Regions from separate parts of the Mus musculus genome. Here all the other regions are linked to region 3. Evidence: chromatin loops called from intact Hi-C (ENCODE). Cell type or tissue: heart. All regions are shown on one strand. Region 1 overlaps Msrb3 (methionine sulfoxide reductase B3). Region 2 overlaps Lemd3 (LEM domain containing 3). Region 3 holds the start of Wif1 (Wnt inhibitory factor 1).

Region 1 (8,000 bases), 160 kb after region 3:
AAATTTGAAATTTTACTTTTTGTCAAAGTAAAGAAATATATGTATGTGTGTATGTATATATATATATATATATATACATACACACATACGTACATACATAAATACATACATACATATATAAGGTCACTAAAGTGTAATTCCTGAAGTAGAAAAAAAATCATTCTTGTGAAGTTATGTGTTTAATGGTCTCACCTTTCCATATTCTAAACTAAGTTAATTAAATTCTGTAATTGTATAACTCTTTCTCCCTCCTCCCTCCTCTCCATCCCCCCCCCTCATTTCCATACTCTTCTCCTCCTCTTCCTCCTTTTGTTTTCCTTCAGGATAGGGAATGTAAAATTCATGCGCTGTGCTATATGGTGTTATAACACATTTCATTTAATGCAAACTTTAATGAAATAACTATTATTATAATCCATATTTTAATGGTAAGGAAACTAAAGATCTGTAGAGATCTCTAGGAAATGGGATATTTTAGGGAGGAACTGAGCAGTGGGTCATAATCAGAACATAATATCTATCTATCTATCTATCTATCCATCCATTCATTCATTCATTCATTCATTCATTCAAATGGTATAGGTTGGCTGTCTCCTAAGAGCCAGGCGCCGAGGGAGGCACTAGAAATAATAAAGAATGTGAGAGTCAGAGTCTGTTGAAGGCTGGAGCTCTACAAGCAGCAAGAGAAGTGACTCTGATAGGTCTTAAAAGTGGGATAGATTGGTCGAACCGTTCTCTGGTGATGGGGATGAGTCTTGGAGCATGTTAAGTCGTGTTTGCACGTGAGCAGAGTCAGTACCCAGGGCGCGTGCAGCAGACAGCCGGGCAGATGTGAGGGGGATCAGATCGGAAGCGAATGGCTCTGCTCGGAGCAGCAGAACTTCTGCTAGAGTTGGTTCCCCCTCCTAGGTCAGAAGAGAAGGATACATTTAGGCCGCAGAATGGAAACAGAGCTGTGGTCAGTTAGTGTCCCCTGGGTAGCAGTGGTTTCAGTAGAACCAGGAAATCACGCCTGCAATCTTGGTGATGTGTAGTTGGGAATATTTTGGAACACAATCAGAAATATAGAAATAAGAATAAATTAGTGAAGAAAGAAAGAAAGAAAGGAAGAGAGAGAGGGGGGGGGGGAGGGAGGGAGGGAGGAAGGAAGGAAGGAGCTGAGTTTTGTTTTGAGGCAGGATCTTATCCTGTACACCAGGCTGGCCAGGTTCTCATGTAGCCTGGGCTGGCCTTGCACTCAACATAATCCTCCTGCCTCAGTAATCCTCACAAATCTGAAGCTAGCCTGGGCTACTTAGTGAGACCTTGCCACACAAATGATACCATAGACATAGATACTTTAACTTACAGTCCCAGGCCAAGAATTATAGAACCAATTCAGACAACGTTAGGAAGTGTTTTTCTTTGGATGAAAAGGTCATTTGGAGCACAGTATGCTTTTCCTATGTTAATTTTATTTTTATAAAAAAGATCTGCAAAGGCGCTAAGCAATACCTTCCAGTGTCACCTCTCTGTCTCACTCCACTGAGGTGGCTTCAAATCATTATTTTTTGACACTTCTATAATTTTGATATAGTCATAGCAATGTATATTGGCTTTTCAAACTTGGGTAATATCCAGATATTTGATAGCTAAGGGTTCCTCTTCCATTGCTTTTGTAGTTTGTCTACCAGTGTTTACTAGTCTATTGATGCTGTGATCTGTCTATTGTTCATTTTACAGCACCCGTGTATTTACTGCTTAGCCTGTGATAGCCCAGAGACTAGCTGTGCTGTGGTAGAGAGAGACACAGCAGAGGGACTCAGACACTACAGAAACTTATTTTTCTCTCATGTGCCAGGTCAAACTTGGCAACCGTCTTTGGTTCGTGGCTTTATAGCCTGGCCTTCTTCATCAAGCCACTTCTGTTTGGGGCTTACACATGCTTATGAACTGTGAACCATGTCCCAGGAGTGGGGGACATGAAATTGAAAGCAAGCGACTTCGCCTTTAAAGTCCCTCTGACAGGTCACACCGTCTACAGACTTACGTTTTCTTTCCCACGGTTCAGTGGCATATTCCAATCTAGTTACTGGGAGACTGAGACCTGTGACTGTATGCTGAGCTAACATCCCAGGGGGTTCTGTTATACAGGGAAGATGGACTTTAGGGAGCCATTTTATGGTCAAGTTGTGCTTCACAAGATGAAGAGCCTGATGCCTTCAGACTTGCTTCTGATTGCCCTTCTGGCTTTCTTTGCTAAATCCTTTTTGTTCTCATGTGTGAAGAATGCTGCTGGTGTTTGCAGTGTGTTCAGAAACAGCCAAGTATCTGTCCATGGGTTATTTTTTTTTAAATAACATAATATATGTGTATATATATAAAATTAAAAAATAACATATATATAGCTTATATTGTTATGACATGTGTATATGTGTGTGGGTACACAGGTGTGTGCATTTGAGTGTGTATATGCAGTGTGTATGTGTGTGTGAGTGTGCATGAATGTGTATATGGTGTGTGAGTGCACATATGTCTGTGTATGTGTGTGTTGTGTGGTATGTGTGTATTTGCATGAGTGTGTGTGTATAGTGTGTGAGTGTGTATGTGTGGCATGTGTATAAGTGTGTGTCTGTGTCTGGTGTTGTGTGTGTTGTTATTGTTGTTGCTGGCTGCTTATTTTTAGGTTGAAAAAAAAATGGAACGGTTTCTATGATTGCTTAACCTTAGGGTTGGAGTAACTAAAGTTACTGGCAAATATGTTGTTTTTTCCTTGTATTTATTGATTGGCTACAATGCGAGCATCGTGTCTGTGTGCCCTTGTGTGCAGGCTCCCCTCTTGTGGAATCAGTAAGATGCTGCAGCGGATGTGGTTAGTGCTTGTGGAGCCATTTTGGGATAAAGGATTTCATTCATTCATTCATTCATTCATCCATCCATCCATCCATCCATCCATCCATTCATTCAACTTTTACCAACTTTGCCATGGAGTGACTGGCCGCTTTGCTTTCTGAAGGACTGGGGCAGAGTTACCTCTCTGTGGTGAAACAGCAATTGTCTGGTCTTCAGTGTCTTTATCTAGGAGGCAAGTCCTCTCCTGCCACCATAAGAGGAGCTTTGGGACAGTCAGTAACGAGGTGATTAATGGGAGAGCGACCGTAGGCTTTCTGTGACGTTCCATGACCTTGGCGGTGGACTTCTCATGTTTCTGGAATGCGTTTTCTGAAATAGGTACAGTAATCTTTAGCACCAGAATTCCTGTCCGTGAGGATTAAACATATATTATTTTAAATTGTATTGGGGGCGGGAGTAGGGGTAGATACGCATGAATTCAGGTGCTCCTGGGGCCAGGGGTACGTGATCGCCACGGAGGAGCGGCTGTTACAAGTAGTTGTGACGTGACTACTGGGAACTAATTTGGCTCCCCTAGAAGAAAAATGTTCCCTCTTCACTTCGGGGCTCTCTCCAGACCAAAGGAATTTTTAATATAGTAGAGGAGATTAAAATAGACTTTCTTCTGGCTCCATCACTTGCTGCCCTGGCACGTCAAACAAGTTCTTATCCGAACGGTAATTCTTGCTGGAACAAACTATTGCAGATACCAAGGGCTGCACATGCTGAAGGCTCCCTTCTTGTTTGCATTGCATACTCTCTGTGGGCCAGATGGGAGTTCTATTCCTTGTTCCCTTCCTCCGGGGTCATGGTTAACAGAGCTGCTCTGGACTAACCGTAGAGCTGGGATTATTACAGAAGAAAAGCAAACGTTGTATGGTTTCACACCAACAGCTAAGAGGCTCGGGAAAGCGCCACTTTGACCAACTCTGCAGCTTATGTATTGCTTGGAACGTGTCGTGTGGCCTCTCCACCACCAGGGGGCAGCAGGAGGAACCGCATTCCTAGCGTGGGAAGTGGAGAGCCAGAAATAACCAGAGAATAGCAAGCAGTAGGAGTAGCTACCTCGGAATCACACGTTCAGACTCACAGAGTTCGGACACTTGAATCCGGTTACTATTCATGGTAATATGAAATGCACGCGTGCAAATATTTAAATAACATGAAGTAGATTAGCTTATGAAGTTATAAAACGATAGGGAAGTTCCTGCGAATAAAAGCACACAGCACACACACAAGCAGATAGCACTGTTATCTAGAAACCTTTAGAAAACGAGGCACTGGGGGCTTTGAGGAAGGTCAGCTCTAGAGCTTTATAGCTCTCTGTCAGATTGCAAGCATCTGGAAGGTAAAGATTAAGTATGAGAGAGTAAGCAAACAGAAACCCAGAGGGAGTCGAAGGACCAGGCTGGGATAAAAGGAATAGTGTTTGAGATACAGACACGGTTTCTGCAAAGGGAGAAAGTGACCATCAGCCATAGGAGATGCCGCCAGGGGGCGCTGCGCCTCTGTTCCGTGGGATCTGTAGTGTTAATGTAGGGGTGCCATGTGCCTCTCTAATGACTGATATCACAAGCTCTATGTTTACGGAGGAGGCTTGCAAACCTCAGCGTAAAACACCTCATTGAAGCGTAGCGTGGTCAGTGAGGGTCTTAGTGTGATCTCAAGGACTCGAAAAGGAAAACCAGAACAGCAGAAAGAAACAATTGAAAAACCAGATCTAAACTGGGCCTGGCGAGGCCGAGGGGCACGAGGTGGAGGCCTGCCTGGGATATAGACTGTGCTAAAGGCCGGCAAGACCCCATTTCACATAAAAAGCGACAGAAATGCCTGGGATGAAGTGTGGTGACAGAGGGATTGTCTAGAAGGGGCAGGGCCCTAGGTTCAGTCTCCAGTCGTCCTCCCCCTGAAAGTATTTTTTTTTTTACATTAAAAATTAAACTGCTTTATGTGGGTTTTTCTGTCTTGTCGATGCTTTTTATATACCAAGAAAAGAAACAGGGCATCTGAGTTCAGATCGCTAAAACCCATGTGAAGACAAAGTGTAGCTGAAATACACATATAACACAGAACACATATAAACTGCGACATCAATGGCCCCGTTAGAACAGTGCATAGGTACATTTTGCACTGTGGTAGAAAAAAAGACATTTTAAAGCAGCAGTTCTCAACTTTCCTAATTTTAGTTTGAAAATGGTTCGGAAGACTGGGGCACTCTTAAAACCCAGGCTTCCGCGCATCAGAGTTAGCAGAGGTGGTGCCATCACTACCTATCCAGCCGCTGACTTCACAGAGGCAGCAGCTAAAGGAGCTGCCCATCCATTCAGCCAATGACAGTTGAACATAAAGTATGTCAGGCCCCATGCCCATGAACACAATGTTTCCAGTTGGACTTTATAGCAGGCATTTTAGTTAGAGGTTCAGAGATGCTATGGTAACATTTCTACTAAGGGAAATGGGGAAAGTGGGGGTTTGAGAGACTGCACGGGTCAGTGGAGCATTTTCTGTCAAGGGTGGTCTTTATTTTAAGATTGCTTTCCTGAGCTGGGCAGTGGTGGCACACACCTTTAACCCCCAGCACTTGGAAGGCAGAGGCAGGTGGATTTCTGAGTTGGAGGCCAGCCTGGTTTACAGAGTGAGTTCCAGGACAGCCAGGGCTACACAGAGAAACCCTGTAAGATTGCTTTCTTGGTTCTTGCTGTCAGCACACCTTTTTTTTCAGGAGAGAAAGAAGACCGTGGTGAGATCTGAGTGTTATGTTTTTAAAAATTGCCCTCGACAACATTCTAATTTGCAATCGGCTTTTGGCGTTGGGGGGAGAGCATTTCACCAGCTTGTGAAAACCCCTCACGTACACAGTTCTTTGCATTTGTTGGCGAGGGATCCGACCTTCAGGGCTGACACTTCAAGTCCACGGGTACAGTCAGCTCTATCTGGAACTAATTATCAGCTTGGTGAATTCTCTGGATTCCCTGGTAATGCTCTCTCTTGCTAGTACATTGTTCAACTGCAGGGCAGAGAGGAAAACGGGGGAGTCGGAGAAGACCCAAACCAAAACCACTCGCAAACTGAGTTCAGTCATGATCTGGACGTTAGAATTCTGAGGCAGTCGGGGTATTAGATAGGAAAGTAGAAATCTTTGAAAATCATAAGGTGTTTGAATTATCTTTGAATTTTTAGTGAGGGTGCTTTTCAGCATCCCACCTGTTACAGCCCTGGCTGGCAATCATACACTGTCACAGATTTCAATTCCTTTTAGCACCATTAGCAAAGCAGCTGGGGGAGACAACACTGGAAATGAGATGCCCAGAACAACCAGTTTTATAGGTTAATCATTTACATTGAGTCTTCTACTCAGGAAGTGACTGAGTGCTTGGTTGTCATGTGCTGGGTAGTGAGATACAAAAAGGTCCCCTCCCTGCCCTGCAGCGTTAATTTAGAAGAGGCAAGAGTGCAAACCACACCAGTATCCTGAAAACTGCCATAGGAGAGCCGGGGGCTCGTCAGGCGTTCTGTAGGGTCAGCGCTGGGAAAGCTATGCTGTGACCAGCAGATGGTGGGAAACAGTATCAGAGAGCATGGACTCGCAACGGAGGCTTGTTCTGGGGAAACCGTGAGCAGTGCATCCAGCAGGGCCATGGGACAGGATAGGATGTGGTGAGAAACACAGGAAGAAGGCATGGAGTTAGATGGATGGGGAGGAGGGGTCTGGGAGGACCTGGGAAGAGTTGAGCAGAGGTGAAACCAGGATCAGAATGTACTGATGGGAGATTTAGTTTTCGTAAATGTTTTCCGGCTCATGTAATACTAAGCAAATATCTGACAGCTAACTTTTTTTTAAAAAAACATATACCACATACTAGGAGAGGTCCCTTTAGCTAATTGCTCTTTTGAACTGCTATTTTAGAGTCGGAGAAGCAAAGGTAAGTAACTTGTCCAAGGTCATACAAGCAGTTACAGAGACAGACAGAGTTCCAGCCAGGCAGTCCGGCAACAAAGCTAGCACACATCCACGGTGACAGGCATCTTTCTGGGAATGGGTTGTGTATTTTACATCTGTCGTCAGGGTCCGTTTTCTATTGCAAGTGTAAAAATACACACTCCTCCCTCTCTTCCCTCAAAACCTCAGTCCCAAAATATTGTTTACCATGCTCCTGTTCCCGGACCGGACACATTAAAGGCGCATCTCGTGGGTGCTTCTGTTGGACGGAGCTAAGCAGGGCATGCAGACACAGGTGGGCAGAACTGCCTTTCAGTCCATGGCTCAGACACATATTCCCAGGGTGCTGGGCACTTCACAAGCATTCTGTAAACTTGCCCACCTTCTCTAACATACTTGTGAGCATTCACGTAATTAAGGCTGTATCAGTGCCCAGCCTATAACACGGGAGATTTGTGAGTGGCTCACACCATGACAGGTTGTGTTCCTTCGTTCTTCCACATCCGAAAAGCCAAGGTGTCTGTGTCAGTAACTCTATCCATTGCTGCACTGCTTGGTGTTAGTATAGCACTTCCAGGGTCGACTTTAAGCACCAAAAAGGAAACAAAGCAGTTTAAACGCCCCCAAACTGGGCAAGACCAATTTGCCACTAGATGGCGCTCTGGCTATTTGGGTAGGGGAAAAAAAAAAAAAAAGATCGAGTAAGGACTATTAAATCACAGCCACTTTGAGCCCCTGGTATTTGCAGTCCTAGGCTTTTAATTGTAGCCGGCATCTTTGTTCTTTGCCTGACCTGCGGAGTGACGTCACTGCCTTGCTTCCTGTGTGCTGGCTTTGACACAAGCCAGATGGCCACAGTGATCCGTAGGCGCCCAGGCCGCCTGGTACAGCGGTTGATGAAACGGAATAGGAAGGCATTTTATGGTCAGCTGCGGGAGCACTGAGAGGCCGCAGCTTTGCTAAGTAATTACATTTACCGCACATACTTTATCCCTCATGGGGAAGGGTCTCATGGAGGGGGAAAAAAAAACTTACATTTTTATTTACGGCGTTGTGAGGTATAGACCTTTGATCTTTTATTAGCCAGTAGTCTGCTACAAAGGCATGCAGTCTTTGCCTGCTCCGCAGTCACTCGTGAAAATGACATCTTTATTTATGTCTAACGGTTCTCAGGCTGCGCATTGTGATT
Region 2 (8,000 bases), 95 kb after region 3:
TCCAGCTGCATATGTAGCAGAAGATGGCATAGTCAGTCGGCCATCATTGGGAAGAGAGGCCCTTGGTCTTGCAAACTTTATATGCCCCAGTACAGGGGAACGCCAGGGCCAGGAAGTGGGAGTGGGTGGGTTGGGGAGCAGGGCGGGGGGAGGGTATAGGGGACTTTTGGGATAACATTTGAAATGTAAATGAAGAAAATATTTAATAAAAATTTTTTTAAAAAAGTCAGTTTGGGGGCTAGCAAGATCATGCATTGGATAAATGCACTTGCTGCCAAGCTTGACGGCCTGAGTTCAATCCCTGAGACTCGTGGTGCAAGAAGAGTCCTCTTACTGCCACATGTGAGCCATTGGATGCTCATGGCCATGCATGTATACACGCACGCACACACCCACACACACACACACACACACACACACACACACAGACACACACACACACTCAGAGTAAATAAATATATAAATTAGTGTTAAAAGTTTAAGAAAGTTTGGGAAAGTTCTTTTTGTTCTTTGAAGAATTTGAGTAGTAATTTTTTTCCTAATGAAGTAAGTAAGAAATGAATTATTCTTTCATGCCTGCCCAGGACCACACCAATTAGTGTTCCAGCACGAATGGAGAAGGACACATAAACCCCATACCTATTTGACTAGCTGTAGTCAGTGGCTGAGAGGAGGAGAATCAGTGCTCTTCAGGAAGCTCCCATGGCTGGTTGGCCATGTTCACGTGGTTAGTTCTAAACCCAGGCAACACTAGTGGCTTTGCTAAGTCACGCACAGGCAGTTTTTAGAAGGAGAGGGCGTGCGTTTAGAGGGGCGTTTGTTTGTGGAGGGTCAGGGGAAGACTTAGAGAAGCAGGGAGAGGTAGGTACAGTGAAAATACATTGTGCTCATTTCTGAAATCCTCAAAAAGGGAAAAATATGTATTTTTCTTTGAATGAAATGTTTGTCTGGTTTGTAGTATTGAAGCCATCATTTTCCTCACTGATCTTTATCTGTGTATTCTGTCCAGTTTTGAAAGTTGTTTATAGCAATCTACTCTCAACAGTGGTATGCTCTCCCTCCATCCTGCCTTTAATTCCTCTCTCTGCCTGTGGGCTCTCTAATGTGTGTATGCCAGTATAACTGCTGTATCTTCTGAGTGGATTGAGCTGCCTGTCTGTGTGACATCCTTAGTAGTTAGCTATTCCCATGGACTCTCTCTCCTCTATCCTTGTCAGCCTGTGTGTGTGCCCTTAAAGCTAAAGTGGGTTTCCTTTACATTCATCCATCAACCCAACGATTAGGTGCTTCTATTTTTATTTGACGTCTATTATTGACGGGACAGACTTTTTGTTGTTTCTACTTGCTTTCTCTCTGTATGGAAATTTTGTTTGTTGGTTTTTTTTTTTTTTAAGATTTATTTATTTATTTTAAGTACACTGTAGCTGTCTTCAGACACACCAGAAGAGGGCATCAGATCTCATTACAGATGGTTGTGAGCCACCATGTGGTTGCTGGGATTTGAACTCAGGGCCTCTGGAGAGCAAGCAGTCAGTGCTCTTAACCACTGAGCCATCTCTCCAGCCTGAAATTTTGTTTTCCTGTCGTACTTCTTTTTTGTATTTCTTTTGTAGTAAAATGCTTTAATTGCTTTTGAATTTATTATCCTCCTTTATGTTATCAATGTGTCTTTTAGATTGTATAACCATTAATGTTTATAGCTTTTTACATGAATATATTTATAGCTTTTAAAGCATAATTTTGTTCTTTAACTTGTATATTGTATTTGAAGTGTATATATCACTTTTACAATGTTTTGTATTTGTTTTGTATGAACCTTTATAAGTGAATTTTAAATTTATTTACCTTTATGTTGCTGCTTGCATCTTTCATTTAATATTAGATACCTTTTGGTATTTTTTATAAGACAGTTTAATGGTATTGAACTTCATAAATTTTGTTTATATGAGAACTATTTCTTCATATTTGAAGGTTAGTTTTCTGGATATGATATGATATGATAACCCTGGCTGGCAGGTGGGTGGGTGGGTTGGTTGGTTTTTCTTCCTCTCTCAGCACTTCATGTGTTTTATCTTACTATTCCGTAGGTTCTCCTATGTGATGAGCAGCTTTTCTCTTCTTTAAAAGTCTCTTTGCCTTTTGACAGTTTGATAATAATGGTGTGTGTATGTGTGTGGACATGTGTGTGATAATAATGGTATGTGTATGTGTGTGGACACGTGTGCATATGTGTGGGTAGATAAATGTGCAGGCTCACACGTGGGGAAGGAGGCCAGAGGTCAACATTGTCTTCTTCAATGGTCTCCTCCTTTCTCTAAAAATCCCAAGCTGCCTGCTTCACCTAAGCTATGTGGCCAGTATGCTCCAGGGACCGCCTCCTGGTCTGCTTCCCCAGCTCTGGGGACAGGCATGTGCCACTGAAGGCGGCAGTGTCTCCTGATGTGTTGCTCCTGTTATTTAGACTTAACATTCCTGCTTACTTGTTGGGTTTCTTCAATCTGAATGCATAATTCCTTACCCAAATTTGGGGGATTTTTTGATTCTTATATTTTCATTTTTTCTTCTCTTTTCTCATTTTATGCTTCCATAATATCTTGAGTGAAACACTTTGCCTTTTTTGTTCTTTTTAGTGTACCTCTAACTATTAACTGAATAATATCAAATGGTGGGGTTTGCTGATTCTTTTGTATATTCTTGAAAACGTGTAATTAATTTTCAATGAACTTTAGTTGTTCTGTTACACATGCCTGTCATCAAAAGTAAACCGAGTTGGGGTTTTGTTGTTGTTGAGACAGGGTTTCTCTGTATCCCTGGCCGCCCAGTCCTAGAAATAACCTTGTTGACTAGGCTGGCCTTGAACTCATCGGTTTTGCCTGCCTCTGCCTCCTGAGTGCTGGGATTAAGATGGCCTCCCTAGGTGAAAGTGGACTGAGTTTTTAGCTTACTGTATAATTTACATATGCACTACAGAAAGATGCAGCCGGTGTCTTCTAATCAAGATTAGACCTAGATTCAGACTCTAGCTCTGTGTATTTGTACTCTCCGTTAACCTTTCTGAATATTGACATTTTGAAAGTGAAATTTTAAAAAGTGTATATTTGTATGTGTATGAATGGCTTGCTTGCAATTATATATGTGCACCATTGGTGTGCTTGGCCCTTAGGGGTCAGAAGAGGGTACAGGCCCCTGGAATTATAGTTGAGGTTTTGAGCTGCTGCCATGTGGGTGCTGTGAATGGAACCTGGTCTTCTGTAGTTTTACGATGATTTTCCTAAAATTATTTTATACTTCCTAACAGTTGGATTTTGGCGGTGGTGGGTTTGGTCTGGTCTAGGTTTTGTGTTGCTGGCTTTTTTATTTTTTAAGACTTATTTATTATTTATATTTAAGTACGCTTATTTATTATTTATATGTAAGTACACTGGTGGTCTTCAGACACACCAGTAGAGGGCGTCAGATGTTATTACAGATGGTCGTGAGCCACCATGTGGTTGCTGGGATTTGAACTCAGGACATAAGAACAATCAGTGCTGAGCCATCTCTCCAGCCCCCATTTTGCTGGCTTTTTTGTTTGTTTCTGTTTCTGCAGTGCTAGGAATTGACCCTAGCAGATCAGACCTCTTGCCTTGCTAGGCAAGCATTCTCTCACTAAGATGTGTCCCCAGTTCCTGTTTCATGGTCCAGAATGAGGGCTGGGGTTACTTTTGTTTTTAACTCTATAGACTTTTTACTGCATATTATAAAAAGAGTCGAGATTCCATTTCTTAAAGTTATTTTCAAATATTAATACTCATTAGGTTCATATGTATGCACATCTGTGTTAGTCTATTTGGCCTCAGATTGTGAAATATATGTTTATCACATCATAGATGCAGTTTCGAGAGCTGCCAATAATACCCCCCCAATCAATAAACAGGATGGGGGGGGGTGTCAAAAATAAAGTCTCAAATTCTAGACAAGTCTCTTAAGGATTTCTTAAAATAGTGTTTTATTTTCAGTAAAAATTACCATCATAATTTAATTCTCATGAGAAATAAAGGGAAAAAGTTTTAAATTCACTGTATAATAGTAACCTATGGTAGTATTTGATCTAGCTTTCTTTAGTCTTTTAAAATTAGTATGACTATAAATATTCCTATTACAAATATTCATGTGTTTATCCTTAGAATCACATACATTTGCCTCTCCCATTAAGCAGCTTAAGTTTTTAAATTGCTGGGTAATATTTTACTATGTAACTAATGTGCATTGACGTTTTTTCTAGTCATTTCCTTAGGAAATAGTCCTGAAAAGGAAATTACTTTTTCAAAGAGCCTGAGCTTTATAAAATTCTTTTGATAATGTTCATATTACTTCCTAATCTAGAATGACAGTTTGAGCGTAGCCTAGCCCCAGTTGACTTTTTTTTATCTGTGCAGCAGTATAAGAAACCCCTACTTGGTATCAGACAAGGACTGTAAGGTATACACAGCAAGCTTTCTGTTTATGGAGAATTCTTGTACATTTCATTTCTAGGTATTTCTAGGTACTTATATTATGATTTCATCTGCACAAAGTGAACACTTTGGGATACAGTAGCAAATGAGGCAGCCACTCCCACCACTCCTCCAGTGCTCACCAGCATCCCTGGCTTCTGGTTCATGGTACAGAAGTCCCAGCACGGAGCTTCTGTTTTGTTGACTTTGACAAATTACATTTTATTAGTATTTCCTTACTCTTTCTCCTTCAAAAGGAGTTTTAATAAGCGTATTTATATAGATATATTTCTGACTTACCAAGTGCTTTCATTGAGCTTTCGTAGTTTGGTAGTGTTGGGAAAGTTGAGAGGTCCCTCTGGTGGAGCACGTAGGAAACACACGATGTGTTTGTAGCTGGAGCACTCACGGCATCCCTGTGGGCCGGCTGACGAGTGCTGCCTCGGTTTCTAAGGTGCTTTCAAAACCCGATGGACTTCTGACACAATGCACAATACCTAAGATCTGTGAAGACTTAATGGGAAAGTAGAACTTTGTGAACGTGCCGAGTGCTGGCAGATAAGAGTTTACGGTTCAGCCTGGCCCCTTGATCTCTCTCTGTTGGTGAGGCTTTATGTGGGGATGAAGGGTTTTCAAGAGGCCTGTGACGCGACAGGGCGGGTTACTCTGAGCAGAAGTTCTCTCTTCTGGAGACAGTGTGTCTGGACATGCGGTGTCTGCGCCATCGCCACTTTCCCAACCTCATTCCAGTTTGCTTGTCTTTCCATCTTGATGCCTTCATCCTTTCTCAGTTCTCATTATGCAGAGTTAAATCTTCTAGTAGAAATTTGGTAAAAGGAAAAGAAGTATTTTAAAAAGTGAGGCAGTGAGACTTGTATAATCGTTTTTTTTAAGTATGCACTTTATGCCGTGTGCTGGTCTCAAGTTCAACTTCATCTAACAAGGTGGAGGACAGGAAACCTACTTTATGAACAAATTAAAGCTTAGAGGTATAATAACTGGGTCACCCGGCTAGACTGTGACCAGCCTAGGAGTAGAGAGCGTGTCCTCCGTGTAACATCGTTGTACTTCTTTGAGGATCAGCTAGGTCCATAACCCGTCAGTTCCAGTGTGGATAAGCAGTTGACACTTTAAAGTTGTTGTGAACACCTTGACGTGGCAGTTAACAATGGCTACATGTCATCGATAGCGTACACCTCACTAAGTATGTTGTGCATATGTAGTTTGTAATGGAACTGAAATCTAGTCTCAGATCTGCTGGATACAGAAGTCAAGTTTCCATTGAATCAATGGTTAAGTCTAGTTTTTGTTTGTTTTTAAAGGCAGGGTCTACTGTGCAGCACTGGCTGTCCTGGAGCTCACTGTGTAGACCTGGCTGATCTCTGCCTCTGCCTCCTGAGTCCTGGGATTAAAGAGATCCATCAGCATGCCTCGCACAGCGTTGTTTCTTGGCGTATAGCATATAGCATCTCAAAAACAAACTGCAGTCTCTAGGTGGAGGTGCATAGAGCTGTCTCTGCCTGGCAGCTCCTTTGCATGGGCGGCCCCATCACATTTCTAATTCTTGGTTGTATTCTTTTGTTTTCTTTTTCTTTTTTTAAAGTATAGAACAGAATTTATTCAGGGCATGGGGAGAGGAGTTAAGAGGGTAGTAGAGGCAGAGAGAGAGTAGAGAAGTAGAAGAGTAGAGGAATAGAGACTGGCCATGAGCACTTGGAGAGGGGGGGGGGAGGTTATATTCCTTTAATATACTGTATGCATGTACATTTACACACACTTCCCTTTCCAGGTGCACTTGGTCTTTAAAATAACTGCTGAAAATTTATGTTTTAAAACATTATCAGATGCTTCAAATGTAAGTTAAATTTCAGAGTACGAAAGCAATTGAAGTTTGGTTCAGTCAGTTGTGAGACCAACAAGCCAGGACTGCATAGCCAGACCATTTCAAAAGTAGATAATACTGTTTTATGTAAAAGACCCGGCTTCTTTTGTAACACAGAAAGATGATGGTAAGAAGGGTGAAGGCTATATTCTATAAAGCAAATTCAAACAGATGGCCTGTAAGCCACCTTTATTATCTTAAAAATCCTAGCAAAAGTTTTGTGTCAGTCATTTATGATCCCTGGCAGTGAGCGGTGCTTTGTAGAATTTGGTATGTTTGCAGATCAGATGTATTAAAGCAAAATTGCCGGTGAATTAGGAAGTCGAAGTGTGGTCCAATGAAAACAATTTCCAGTGTCATTGGAGAATCTATTGGTAAAATAATTCAGTGGACATTTCTAAAATCATTTTTAAAAGAGATTTCTAAAACTTCAAACACAGCCTTTGCACTATAGAAAGTGCATAAAGTGATCCTTTGTAAAGGGCTTTATTAGCATAGGAGACCTCAGCTGCTTGGTTTAGTGTTGTGCTTGTAGTTTCTAGCAAAAGAGCTGGTGCGGTGTGGATCATAATTAAATATATATTGTATTAAGATAAACAGATGTTTTTTGTTTTTCAAGACAGGGTTTCTTTGTATAGCCCTGGCTGTCCTGGAAGTCACTTTGTAGACCAGGCTGGCCTCAAACAAAGAAATCCGCCTGCTTCTGCCTCTGAGTGCTGGGATTAAAGGCGTGCGCCATCAGATTTTTTTTTTTTTTAAAAAGTTGTTTAAGATATGGGGGCTGGTGAGATGGCTCAGTGGGTAAGAGCACCCGACTGCTCTCCCGAAGGTCAGGAGTTCAAATCCCAGCAACCACATGGTGGCTCATAACCATCTGTAACAAGATCTGACGCCCTCTTCTGGAGTGTCTGAAGACAGCTACAGTGTACTTACATATAATAAATAAATAAATCTTTAAAAAAAAAAAAAAAAAAAAAGATATGTTTAAGAACTTGAATAGGGGGCTAGAGAGATGGCTCAGCGGTTAAGAGCACTGACTGTTCTTTCAGAGGTCCTGAGTTCAGTTCCCAGCAACCACATGGTGGCTCCCAACCATCTGTAATGGGATCGGATGCCCTCTTCAGGTGTGACTGAAGAAATGTACTCATACACATAAAATAAAGAATTCTTAAAAGAAATTGAATAGGGTTTGGGTGAACAGTGCTAGTATATTGGCTTACCCAGCATGTGTATGGTCCCACTTTTTGATCCCTAGAGCCAATGGAAGAAAAGTAAATGTTTGGAGTTTATTAAAGTACAAAATACATATACAGTGGATACAAATTGGCTGAAAAAAGGAGTTTTCATGTGTGTGTGAGACCCTCTTTTCCACGATAAGCGGAATTGTAGCATGGTGTATAAGATACAGCGCCATGCATTGTTATCTGACTGTCCTGGCTTCAGTGTGCACCCAGGCCATGCGCTGGCCTGGCGATGACCTGGCTCAGGAGGAAAGGTGACACAAGCATGAGAACCTCAGTGTGGTCTCCAGAGCCCACATTCAACACAGGGTACAGTGGCTCTGCTCGGTGGTAGCGGGAAGAGGGGCAGGCAAAGACACTTGCATGGGGAACCTCACTGCTCAGTCCTCTAACTGAATGTCA
Region 3 (8,000 bases):
AATAGGCTATGTTATCATTAGAGGATCAGGTCTGTATCAGCCTTATATATAAAGATCACATCTGTACTCATAGGAATTACATCCATAAAACATTTTGGCCTTACGCCAAATTTGTTCATGTGGAACTCAGCACCAATGTCCTAAAGTTAGAGTTCAGATTTGTCTAACGAAACTTCCCATTAAATTTTTTACTTGAAAGCCTTGGGGTTTAGGAAGTGTTATTTTCCAAATAAAATGTTTAATTAGCGCCTAATTTAGAAAGCCAAAATGGTTGTTTATGGCCTCTGCCTGCCTCAAATTTAGAGACTACGAACGAGGCACGGACTCATTGAAAAATAACAACTGTTAGACAGTTGTCCCCAGCAGGGAAGGGTCTTTCCCCTTCGTGACTACAAAGCCTTTTTCAATGGAAACTCTTCCCAGCTAAAATACATTAGAAAAAGACAAGCCACAAAATGAGGGTTTTATATGGAAGAGAAAATGGGGGCAAACGTTCCCACCTACTTGCCAAACCAAAAAAGAAAAAAGAATAAGAAAGAAAAGAAATTCAGGTAGAACAATTTCAGATGCGAAGACTTCTAAAACATGTTTTTTGAGAACCTCAAAAACTAGTAAGACCACAGAAACATTAGTGAGATACCTGCTCTCCATAGATGACTGCCTGTGAAAACCACCTTTTCTGCCATTTTCTTGAGTGATAGGTAGTGTAGAAATGATATAGAATAATAGGTATTGATGATGTGTAGTATAGAGATGATACGGGATACTGATGAAGAATTTATACAACATAGAACATCGTACAATTTAATAGTCATCCAACATAAACTCATCCATTCATACGCGTCTAATCTGAGATTAGTTTTTAGATGACAGATCAACACGTGCCCACTGTGGGGAAACTGAAATGTCCCAGTCTCTCTATGACACACACTGCTTATGTTTTCAAAGATTGGAAGCTGACCAAATGGATTTTCCTGTGACAGCCAACCTATTTATAGTAGAATAAAAAAAAAAAAAGTGCTATATCACAGACTAATTTGTTAATAAGAAATGTCTCCATGGTGTCAAATGATGCCTAAAATATCCATTGCTTCATCACATGCTGCTGTGATCGCTGGACCTCTAAGTGACTTTTCTGCTAACTGTATGTTCATGTATTCAATTGTCTTAAGATTTGTTTCTGGAAATACACTGTCCCACTGAAAGGTTGCCTTTGAGCCTTTCCTTGCCTAAGTCAGTCTGTCTGGCTTGGTAACCCATGCGCTCATCTGACATGAGAGTCTGCACAATTCCCCACATACCAGAACACCTGCATAACATCTGATCAGTTCCCTATGGGAAAATGAAGCCCGTTGTAGTGGCTCCGTTGTAGTTCTCTGAGGTTGGTAGTGGGCTTTAAATGGCTCTCAACACTCTTGGTGACTGCGCTCAAAACTTCCTAGAAATACATGATTCCTTATTGCTTTTACTAGGTCTTGTATCTTCTTAAAAAAAAAAAAAAAAAAACCCTTTGTCCACATGTTGCTAAAAGAGCCACAGCTTAAAATTTAATTAATCAGATATGTTTCGTTTCTGCAGTGTTGAAATGCCTAAGTGTTTGATATCATTTGGATTAAATAACTAGATAATGGGATGAACTTTTCATTTTTCATGTTGCGATGTGGTTTGGCATAAGCTATGGATGCCTTTCAAAATACTTAATTGATATTGAAGTCATCATTTTTCCCCGTCTTCGAATTCCCCTGGCATGTCAAAATGTGTGCTGCCGGAGTCACATTATTTTAGGGAGCAAAATTAGTTATATTTAAATAAGATTTAAAACACACCTCTTTCAGCTTTGGGAAGTTCTATCCATGCTACACGCGGATTCCGAGTAATGGCCTGGAGTTACCTCTCCATAGAGAACAAAGTCACTTACTGAAGGGGTAACATTGTTATCTCTCCCTGGTGAACAAAGTCACTTGCTGGAGCGCTAACTGTTGTTCTGCCCAAAGAGATGAGCCATATATTTAATCAACACAACCTCAAGCAGGAAGGAACAAAATACTAGAGGTCCTTAGATGGCTCTAGCTTTCCCCAACCCCTCCAAAACACAGCCCTAAGACTGCTCACTATGCCAATCCCTTTTACAGATATGTGTGCTACAAGGCAATGCACAAGGTAGCATGGAATTGCAGCCTTTGCTTTTAATTCTTTGAAAGACTCTGTCTCTGTCTGTCTCTGTCTCTCTGTCTCTCTCTTTGTGTCTCTCTCTGTGTGTGTGTGTGTGTGTGTGTGTGTGTGTAAGGGAGCTTGGCATTTTCTACCATTCTTCAGTTACGAACCCCTTTCATCTGGCAGGGTAGGGGTTAAGCTACTTTCTAACATTATTATGAAAAAGCATCTTTAAAATATAGGCTGTTGAGCGCAATAACAAGTGGTCAACACCAGCAAACAGATTTGGGTGAAAGAAAAGGAAAACATGAAAGCCCAGTTACTCATTAGTGATTTCCCAATGTACCAAACAACACTGCACATCAAGTATCTACGAAGAGAGGATTGCAGGCAGGAACAAAAACAACAGAGGCTTCAATCAACTTCTCTGTGCAAACGGGACCATCAAATGTCTGACCTGGATCTACCAAACATCATTTAACAAAACAACAACAACAAACAAACAAAAAACAAAAAAACCACGGAGCAGAAGGAACACAGACAGTCTGGATGAGATCTATTTTTAAAAGATTCTTTTAAAAATAGAACAAACTTGAGGATAAAAAGACAGCTGAAGTGGTCATGACTGCAGTGTAATAGGCAGTTGCAGGGCACCAATGTGGTTTCCTGATTTAGCATGGTTGCTTTTTATAAAGTGTTTTCTTGATTGCATCCTTCTTGAAAATGGCTATTTAAGTAATTTTAGAATTAAAAAAAAAAACCTGAAAATGTGCAGTTAATTATAGTTACAATAGTTTTCATAGCAGACACATTTTTACCAACTAATGAGCAGAATTTATCCTGTGCACTTGTCCTCTAGACAATTTTAAAGTCACACAAACATCCTACCCTTCCCAAATCAGAGGACATTAATACAGTCCTGCAGATCTATAAAAGGTAACTTAGAAGGCCTTGCATGCTAAGTACTGAGAGGAACGCTTTGGTGACATAGACTTTTTTCTCTTTTATTTCCATAGGGAAGCATTTTGAGTGGTCGCTTCAGAAAATCAGTAGTCTTTATTTTTCATAATTTTATATTACTTTTTTTGAGTCTCTGAACTTCTACAAGAAATGTGTGGTATCTGCAGCACTCAGCATATCAGCCTTCTAAAATTCATGTCAAGAATACCTACGAACTTATTTTGTTGTGAAGTATGAATCCCATCACAAATGATTATCAGTTAGTATTGAAAGTCTTCTAAATACTTTGTTAATGTTTTAATATCAGTGATTACAGAAACACCATGATATGGATATTTGGGGTCTTTATACTCAAAACCTCAGGATACCAAATCTTATTAAAGTAATGATCGTGAGTACATTGACCCTTAGAGTTCTCCATTTACTTGGCAACTTTAAATACATTGGAACTGATCCCTTGTGTGCTCTGGCAACCAGGCAAGAACTTGTATGGAATTTTAAATGGTATACATCACACCACTATTATTACTACGGGCCACCGGAGCTACATCACACACCATTATTATTACTATGGGCCACGGGAGAATTGAAATACAAAAGAGTGCCTTTTCTCTACCGCTCTGTTATCAGAACTTACCTGCCCCGCAGCTTGCCAGGTAAAATTCATGGAGTGGATATTGACAGGAATGGCTGGCATTCTTTGTTGGGCTTTCCTGAAATCATGTGTAAAGGGGGCCATTTTCCCCTCCGAGACAATCAGAATGTCTTCTTCAAATCCTGTTGTGTAAATAATAAACAAACCTATCAAACTAGTTGCGTTTCTAAGAAACAGACGTTTCATGTAGAAAGCAAAACCCCTGGGAACCAGTGCAGGTCACTGCTTTTCATAAAGCACCTGCCTTTGATACCAACAACAGTACCAGAGTTATTTTTCCTCTCTCTGTGGTAAAAAAAAAAAAAAAAAAAAAAAAAAAAAAAAAAAAAAAAAGTGCTTACAGTGAAGTAAGCGGGTGCCACCGCTGGATTCCTGTTACAAATCTGCAGTCAGGACTAGCAACAGCAGGGCTGGGATGTTGGGTCGGCTTTGCTTTTTTGAGAAAAAAATCTCATAAGCCTCTAAATAGAGAATCCTGATTTTTAAAAAGAGGGGGCAGTCACCCTTGAAGTTGTTTTAAAACACACTCGGTGCACGTGTCTCCGCTCTAATGGAAAAACTGAGGACCACTGGGAAGGTGCAGATGCCGGACCTTACCTATGAGCACTCTAGCCTGATGGGCGTCGATCCACAGGTACAAGCTCTCCTCAGGTGGCTGCCCTGCATCCGCTCGCAGCAGGAGCAGGCAAGGTAGGATGCTCCAGAGCCGGAGCGCGAAAGCAGGGAAGGCTCTTCTCCGAGCCATGGTGCTCAGGACCTTCTCGCTGGTGGTGCAACTCCTGCCGCAGCGACCCAACCTGTGCTGCTTGTGAAGTTCTCGCCTTGGCTGCAGCTGGCGGGGCTGGAGCTGTTCCTACTTAAACGACTGGGCGTGCAAGTCTCCAGTCTCCGTTGCGAGTGAGCCTGGGAGTGCTGGAGAGGAGGGAGCAAGGAGGGAGTGGATGCGCGGCCGCGTAGAAAGAGGTGGGGGCTGGAGGGAGAGGGGGACGCAGAGACACGATGCTGGCAAAGCTGGCAATGCCAGCACGTCCCACAGCGCCAGCAGCTAGAGGAGCACACTCGAGAGGGAGGAACCGCGGGAACTGCTGGCAAAAGGCGAGCACTGAGAGCGGCCGGTGGTGTGCAGGCGGTCGCCACTAGGGAGCGCTGCGGAGCCGCGGGGGCGGGGCCGCGGTACCCGGTAGACCCCGCTCGCCTGCGCCAGGTGAATGAAAACGGGGACACAACCAAGAAACACACCCAAAGGGACTTCTGGGTCATCACTCAGGCCTCCTGCCGCCCGAAGAGACACGTGTGGATGGCCGGGGTGCTATAAACAAACAAACAAAAAAATCTGGGCTCGATTCGTGGTCAAAGATAAATTCCGTTTAACAGTGGAGCTAACGGAAAGCACATAGCCAGCCCACCCTTTCTCTTCGAACTACATTTCAGACTGCATCTCTGTGTGCCTGTCTGCAAACTCTGACTTCTCTAGCTGACAGTTTGCGCTCTCGCTCTCTCTCTCCTAGGAAGTTAAATACTGAGACTCCACAGGCTAGTCGGGCTACTGCAGGCGCTGGTCCTCGCAGGACGTTCATTTATTTCTGCACTGGACAGACACCCGACAGGTGGCGTGGTTTGTCTTCTTGATAACCCAGTTGCACCCGGAATAGTTCCCTAGGACCTCGATGATAGCTGTAATCCCTTTCCCCCCATCCCTGCTCTACGACGGTAGGACTCCCCTTAAAATTGGATTTGGGGGAAAACATTAGGAGGCTCACGCCCAGTCTCTGAAATCTTAGGCGCTTGAGGGTAAGACTGAGGGTCTGGTGGGAGAGCACTTAGCTAGCGGCGGCTTGCAGCATTACCTCTGCACGGAAGGCTTTTTTGCCTGCCTCCTTGAACGTACAGAGAAAGCAGAAACAAATGGTTTTTCAAAAACACAGAAAGTTTTCAGACCCCGGAAAAGCTTTGTTTACTTTTTTTTTTTTTTTTTTTTTTGCACCCAGTGGCTTTCTAGCAAATGCCCCCCAAGGATCTAGACTCTGGCGCTGGGCTGTGTTCCCTTCTGTCCTTTGTAGAGCGGTGGGTCTCTCAGCAGGGGATGGCAAAAACAGAAACTACAGAATAGAAGCCGGACTTGGACGCGTACATGTTCAACAAATGTTAGGTCACAAGCATATTTTTTTAAAAGAAGGAGGAATGGGAAGGGAGGAGGAGGAGGAGAGAAGGAGGAGGAGGAGGAGGAGGAGGAGGAGGAGGAGGAGGAAGAGGAGAAGAAGAGGAAGAAGAAGAAGAAGAAGAAGAAGAAGAAGAAGAAGAAGAAGAAGAAGAAGAAGAAGAAGAAGAAGAAACATGTGTTAAAACTGTGAAATCTGTGTAGGTATCTAACAGATTGGTAGGAAGGTATTGTGTTTGGGAGTTAGACACGAAGACTGTCCATTGTGACTGTGAACTCCATGAAGCTTCATTTTAAAAATTCTTCTCAGGCAGCTACTGTTACTACTCTCATTTTACTGATGGGGAACCAAAGCTTTAAAAGTCTAGTAAATTGACCGCAGATATTCAGCTGGTGAGTGACAAGAGTAGGAATTCAAATCACGATCGCTCTAACTTCAAAGCCCCTTCTTGCAAATCACAATTAAGACGGTTTGCCTCAAAAAAGCTTAACATCTACTCTTTCTTTAAAACAAAACATTTAAACTGGTTGTGGTAGCACAGGCTGTAATCTGGGGGCTAAAGAAGTAGAGGCAGAGGCATCAGGAGCTCATTGTTAATACTAATCGACATATGGAGTTTGAAGCCAGCCTGGGCTACCTGGGACTCTGTCTCAAAAAAACAAAAACAAAAACAACAAAAAACAAACAAAAAAGGATCTTTTCCCAACATTCTATTTTATTAATTAATTGTTGCAGTGAATATTAATTTATATAATGTTTTACTATATTAGGCAAACTTATAACCCTTTAATATTGTAAAAACAGTGTCATTCAGTTACAGGTAATAATTTCGCAACACAATAGACTCTTTTTGACTTGGAATGTGGTTTTCGTTGAAGGTTTTTCTTCCGTAGTATTGCTCAGACCTCCATGGCTCTTGGTGTAAGGACGCCCTCTACAGGTTGTTCTTGTCAAACGCCAGCTGAGAACTGAAAGGGGAACAAATTCTATCATAATACAGCTTCCTCCAAGTGAGGATTTTCCGTAGCAGTCGTCTTTGATGTTGAGACAGCAATTTATCCTGCTATCAAGAAATTTCCCCAATTCTGGACAATTGTTTTGTTAGGTGTGGTGGCAAATGCCTGTTATCCCCGCACTCAGAGGCTAAGGCAGGAGGGTTTCAGTGAAAATGAGGCCAGCCGAGGCTACTAGTGAATTCAAGTCCAGCTTAGACTACAGAGAAAGTAGCCTGTGTTATATCATCATTATCATCACCATCATCAGTGGCCACAGCAACAGCACCACCAATACTACCAACTACATTTTTCTGTTCACTTTTCTCCAACAGGAAACATACTGTATTTTTAGAGATACATAAAACGTTATTTAAAAATTATTGGTACTAGAGAGATAGCTAAGCCGGTGAGAGTCTTTACCCTTACTGATCAGGCGCGAGGACCAGAGTTCATATCCCTGGCAAACAAATAAAAAGCTGTCCGAGGTATTGTGCTCCTGTAACCCTAGTGCTGAGGCGCTGCAACAGGAGGATGCCTGGGACTTACTGGTGGCTAGCCTAGCTCTGGGTTAGTGAGAACTCCTGCCTCAGGGAGTAATTGAAAAGCGATTCAGCAAGACAGCTGATGTCCCCTCTGTCCTGTGTGCACCACATGCACATGTGTGCACACAAACACACACACGTGCACATGCTCACAACACACACCCATATACACACACATGCACACTCACACACAACATATACGCATGCACACACACTCACACATATACATGCTCACAACACACACTTATACACACTCACACACAACACACACAAACACTCACACACTCAAACACATATATACATACCTCACACACTCATAACACAAAATCTCACACAAACATGCTTACAATACACACTCCCCCACACCCAACATACCCATACACATTCACTCACATACACACTCACACACACACATTCACATACACTCACATACATTCACATATACAGTCACTCATACACACTCACATATGCAGTCACACACACACACACTCACTCACACCTAAATTTAAGCCAGCTGTGGTGGCACGTGACATCT

The links. Peaks named below come from ENCODE experiments on the same cell type or tissue, not always from the same donor. Only the 100,000 strongest peaks of a DNase experiment are listed, where the experiment ranks them.
Region 1: it touches region 3 in a loop (2.8-fold over the local background); 5 of 42 quality-filtered maps call a loop at or near these places.
Region 2: it touches region 3 in a loop (8-fold over the local background); 20 of 42 quality-filtered maps call a loop at or near these places.

Annotation. Positions count from the first base shown.
Region 1 is chr10:120,872,232-120,880,231 of GRCm38, reverse strand. The region is part of intron 1 of Msrb3 (methionine sulfoxide reductase B3); the gene reads left to right. Among named protein-coding and RNA genes, the nearest start is that of Gm15910, 19 kb to the right of the region's middle. In heart, CTCF peaks have their summits at 3,829 (motif pointing right), 4,367 (motif pointing right) and 7,458 (motif pointing right); DNase peaks (open chromatin) are centred at 3,461, 3,841 and 7,651; H3K4me3 peaks cover 1,758 bases; H3K27ac peaks cover 5,196 bases.
Region 2 is chr10:120,935,406-120,943,405 of GRCm38, reverse strand. The region is part of intron 4 of Lemd3 (LEM domain containing 3); the gene reads left to right. Among named protein-coding and RNA genes, the nearest start is that of Gm50589, 27 kb to the left of the region's middle. In heart, CTCF peaks have their summits at 3,446 (motif pointing right), 4,639 and 4,839; no DNase peak of the experiment used is centred here; H3K4me3 peaks cover 330 bases.
Region 3 is chr10:121,030,857-121,038,856 of GRCm38, reverse strand. It overlaps Wif1 (Wnt inhibitory factor 1), which reads right to left and starts at 4,853. Exons shown (of 10, transcript NM_011915.2): 1 at 4,367-4,853; 2 at 3,752-3,891. The coding sequence starts at 4,514. In heart, CTCF peaks have their summits at 4,906 (motif pointing right), 5,381 and 6,862 (motif pointing left); DNase peaks (open chromatin) are centred at 4,906 and 5,366; H3K4me3 peaks cover 1,999 bases; H3K27ac peaks cover 1,024 bases; H3K27me3 peaks cover 900 bases.